Regions from separate parts of the Homo sapiens genome. Here region 2 is linked to region 1. The links are chromatin loops, found by intact Hi-C in ENCODE. Cell type or tissue: Calu3. All regions are shown on one strand. Region 1 overlaps ADGRB3 (adhesion G protein-coupled receptor B3). Region 2 overlaps ADGRB3 (adhesion G protein-coupled receptor B3).

Evidence for each region. A loop is a pair of places that touch in the nucleus more often than their neighbours do. Peaks named below come from ENCODE experiments on the same cell type or tissue, not always from the same donor. Only the 100,000 strongest peaks of a DNase experiment are listed, where the experiment ranks them.
Region 2: it touches region 1 in a loop (15-fold over the local background); 2 of 110 quality-filtered maps call a loop at or near these places.

The regions. Positions count from the first base shown.
Region 1 is chr6:69,104,158-69,106,657 of GRCh38, forward strand. All of the region lies in intron 17 of ADGRB3 (adhesion G protein-coupled receptor B3), which reads left to right. Among named protein-coding and RNA genes, the nearest start is that of ADGRB3, 470 kb to the left of the region's middle. In Calu3, no CTCF peak of the experiment used is centred here; a DNase peak (open chromatin) is centred at 1,334.
Region 2 is chr6:68,875,827-68,878,326 of GRCh38, forward strand. All of the region lies in intron 3 of ADGRB3 (adhesion G protein-coupled receptor B3), which reads left to right. Among named protein-coding and RNA genes, the nearest start is that of ADGRB3, 240 kb to the left of the region's middle. In Calu3, a CTCF peak has its summit at 1,474 (motif pointing right); no DNase peak of the experiment used is centred here.

The sequences.
Region 1 (2,500 bases):
GTGTATCTCCCAATGCTATCCCTCCCCCCTCCCCCGACCCCACAACAGTCCCCAGAGTGTGATGTTCCCCTTCCTGTGTCCATGTGATCTCATTGTTCAATTCCCACCTATGAGTGAGAATATGCGGTGTTTGGTTTTTTGTTCTTGCGATAGTTTACTGAGAATGATGGTTTCCAATTTCATCCATGTCCCTACAAAGGACATGAACTCATCGTTTTCTATGGCTGCATAGTATTCCATGGTGTATATGTGCCACATTTTCTTAATCCAGTCTATTATTGTTGGACATTTGGGTTGGTTCCAAGTCTTTGCTATTGTGAATAATGCCGCAATGGTTCAGGATAGAGCTTAACTTCTGCTTGTGAAATTTTAGTTTAGAATTTTTGTTTTATTAGATTTTTTCAACATTTTAATAAAAATGTATAGGCAAATGAAATCATGTAAAGAATATGTTGCTCTTTTCTATAATATAGTATGGGAAGCTGTCACTTCTAACCAACTACTTTTGTGGTAAGAAAACAAAGAGTAACACTGAAAACACAATATGTGTTTCAGTAAAAATTTTCCTATTTGCTCAATAATTCAATATTTATTATCATATTTCATGGTAATACATTTCTGGAAGTTTATTTAAAAATTTATATTTAAACAATTAATTTGTAGTCTGCTCCAAGGAAGTTTCAAAAACATATGTGTATTATGTTTTACTGTTTCATTATCATCTGTTCATTTTCATCCAAAAGATATTTTTCTTGTGATTGGGAGACACCGGATATCATAATCAACATACAAGTTTTATGCTTTTGATAATATTTGAAAAGTGTTTTAACATTGTAGTTTATAGCAAATGACTTAATAATTGATCCTCAAGTAAGTGAAGTGGAAGGTTACTCAATACTAATGGTAGTAGGCAATATAGAATGGATGTTTGGTAGATACAACTTGTGCTCCACAAACTCTCAATTGCAAGAAATGTTTCATCATTCATTTTTCTTAAAATCAAATTTCATCTGATTCTGGACGCTTATCCTAGTGAGTTCCCTGGAAATTCCATCTACCATTATTGTACCACCCTTCCCTTTCTCCCACCTTTCCCTCCTGCCCATTTCAGCCTCTAAAATTTCCAGGGATCTAATGAAGACACTTGAGGACTTCCACTGGTACTGACTTCACTTTGGCTGCCATGGATGAGTAGCAGTGCTTCTGCTGCTATTTTGCCCTCCTCCTGGGCATGGAAATTTTTCTCAGAACTTGATTCAGACACATTCGTGTACCATGCAGCTATTTCCCTATTTCCTGCCCTCTCCTACTGTCAGTGTGAGTTCCTCAGGCCTACATCGCCCTCTGCCTCCTTCCTTTTGAAAAGTCTTGCCAGCTGTCTAGTCCAAGCTCATAATTTATCTCTTTCTCTTACCTCTCCCCAAACTCCCAGCCCCGTTTCTGCCAGGGCTAGTATTGCTTCTCAATACTATTGCTTCAGGCTTTTATAAAAGAAAAAACATTTAATATCCCAAAAATCATATAATGCAGTTACTAGTTTTATCTCTCTTTTATGAATGAGGAAATTGAGGGCAGGGCAGATGGAGTAGCATGCCCAAGGCTACAAAGCTAGAAAGTGTCAGAACCCAGATGTGAACACAGCCTAGCACCAGGGAGATCCAGTTACCTTGTTGAATGGGGGAAAACAAATATTAGAATAACATGCGGTGGCTCATACCTGTAATCCCAGCATTTTGGGAGGCCAAGGCGGGTGGGTCACCTGAGGTCAGGAGTTTGAGACCAGCCTCGCCAACATGGTGAAAGCTTATCTCTAGTAAAAATCCAAAAATTAGCCAGGACATGGTGGCTCGTGCCTGTAATCTGAGCTACTCGGGAGGCTGAGGCATGGGAGTCTAAGACAGAAGAATAGAAGAATTGCTTAAACCCGGGAGGCAGAGGCTGCAATGAGCTGAGATCGTGCCACTGCACTCCAGCCTGGGCAACAGGCTTTTTCTGTGAGACTGCGTTAAAAAAAAAAAAAAAAAAAGAAAAGAAAAGAAAAAAGAAAAGAAACTTTGAAGAAAATAAATTTGTTATGTTATTTTATGTTATTTTTATGTTATATTTTTATGTTACATTTATTACTAGTATTTGGCTAAGGCATGCCTGTCCATTCCAACCATGCATTTCCAGGCATATGCTTGTAAAGGAGTACAAGCTGTTTAATTAAACGGTGGTGTATGACAGGTCTAGGTTGAAGTTATATTTCTGCACCTCTATTTTCATTAGGCCTTATTTTTTCTGTCCGTATTAGTACTAAAAATGTAAGAAAATGCATTCGTGTACCCTCCTCCCTTCCATAAGAAAGTAAATCACCTTTTGAAAAGTATCTAAGTAAGTAAAAGCTTTTGCTCCTCAACCAACTTATTTCAATTACCATCACTGGTCAGATCCATTTGTTCACCAGGAGAATTCAATGAATCCAGCAGTTTGCCAGAGGCTTTAATCGTATGCTTTATAG
Region 2 (2,500 bases), 230 kb before region 1:
TTAATTTTTTAAAAAACTTACATAGAATGAGAAGGAGAAAGCCTATTAATGTATACCATATTTCCCCCATATGATTATAAGTGCTGTTGTCATCCATATACTGTATGTTTAAGATTAATTGTTAGTGTTTTCAATTTAATGCTAAAGCATAAACTAGAATGAATCTTAGTGGGAGTTACTTGGAATATAAATATTAATTTTTATTATAAAACATTTATATTCATATATAATTCGGCTACTCTTAATTTTAAATATAAATAATTTAAATACTTATTCAATCAATAAATATGTATTAAGGATACCAATCAGACAGACACAGTCTCAGCTCTTAAGGAACGTCCTGTCTAGTTATTACTATACACATATACAAGATGACTTACAGGTAAAAAGATGTCAGACAGAAATGTGAACTGCTGCCTTGTGAAGGACTCCCTACGGGAGCTGTGTCTTGGTGGGATAGATGGAGCCTTCTTTCTAAGTATTGAAACTGAAGCGTATTAGTCAACAAAGAGATGATCAGGCTGTGATTAATAGACTCATTTAAACTAAACTCATAAGACCAAAGCACAGAAGTGAAAGCAGTATTTTGTTGATTTCTGAAAGGTGACACTAGTCCACGCTTTCATAGAAAGTGCCTGGGACTTGAAATTATTACTAGAAGATTTTGCTAAATATATAGTCGCAGCAAAAAGGATTGCTAGATTGTGTGAATGGATGGATAGTTTACTTTTCTTATAGGAAATCAGCTCTAGTCTATTCCTAGAATGGCTTTTTTGACCAAAATATTTTGTTTTCCATATATTGTTAGTCTTTATGGTCAATGATGAATAAACAGTGCTAAATACTTTCTTTTTATGGATGTACCAAAAGCAACATTTCAATTCATTAAGTAAACAGTTACATTTATGTATTGTCTTTCTCTGGTTACATCCTAGTCAACTTGATTAGAACTGGGTATTTATCTTCTGCAAAATATTTACAAACTGTTATGTATTTTTAGCATATGGCCATGTTTTCTTTTTATTGATGGTTTTAACTAGTTTACAGGTATGGCTCTTACTGATTTTTTTCAAAATTATAAATATTTTGTACACACCCATAATGCATTGAAAAAACTAGGGCTCAAGTGGCTATATGTTAATTTTAAATGTTTAATCAGCAAATAAATACTTCAAACATTTTATTTTGAAACACATCTTATAAATCATCTTTTTAAGTTTTATTACTAGTATTAGTATTATTTTGATCCACATATCTCTTGACTTTTTTCTTTTAAGTCCTTGATAAAATATTCATTAATTACTTAATGGGTAGCCTTTATAGTTCCCTTCAGAAAATATTCAGCAAGATAAATTTATGTGTAAATTAATGGGTAAAATTATATGATTGGATTCTTTATAAATAATCTACGTACTTTTTTTTTGTTTCTAGACATTATTAGTCTATACCCAACTTTAACCTTTAGGTGGCAGCATTTGAGAACAGTTATAGATACTTGCCACCATTTAGAAAAACAAGATGAATAGTGTATATGTTCAAAATAAAGAATTTAGGATTTTTTTTTTATTTAGACTCAGAACAATCGCTTATCAAGCACTGCACTATCTCATAATTTGTAACATTAAGAAGTATTTTCATATTCACATAAGGCTACTTTAGGTTTATAAAAAGTCCATCATTTGCATGGCCATTTGTTCACAGTTATACTTTCATTGAAGGCAGGGGTTCTTCCAAATGGATATTCCTAAAGGACCTTTGTTCTCAGCACATCTCCAATTTTAATGGATCTGGGCTAATTAGACATATCTGAAAATCTTTTCTAAAGTATTGAAAACAAAGACATTATCTTTCTTCTTGCAATTTATTGGTTTAAAAATACTTTACATTTATGTATAGTGAGAGATGAAAGGGCAAGTACAATATAAAACCAATTTATATCAAGGACTTTTTTTAATAGTCCATCTTAGTTGCTAACTAGAATAATCATCACAAAAGATACATTTTGCTGAATAACTGACCGATTAGTCTGATCTATCACTCCTATCTTGTTTTCTTTTTTTAAAAAATGAGGTCAACCAATTTTGCTTCACTAGCCAAGTACCTAATCAAGATCAGGCCATATATGAATAACTTCATTAAGATATATAATCAAGGCTAGAATCTATTATGTTTAATGGAATATGAGTGCTTAACTTTTACAGAGACTCATGTCAGCTTTTCTACAACTATAATTCCTGTTGCTGTATGATTAACTTTTTCATTATATTAAACTTAAAATTACTTTCTTTTATTTTTCTCTATTTGGATTTTAATATAGTTAAATAAATCTTTTAGGATAACTTTTTAAAATACTTCTTTTTCTTTTTATTGAAAAATGTTCCAATATTTTTATCCTGATTTCAGTTCAGAGGATTTTATTTTGTGTTTACTTCATTATTATAAGAAAGACATAAAATTTCAAATAACTTATTTAAAACCATGTTTATATATAGCTGATCCT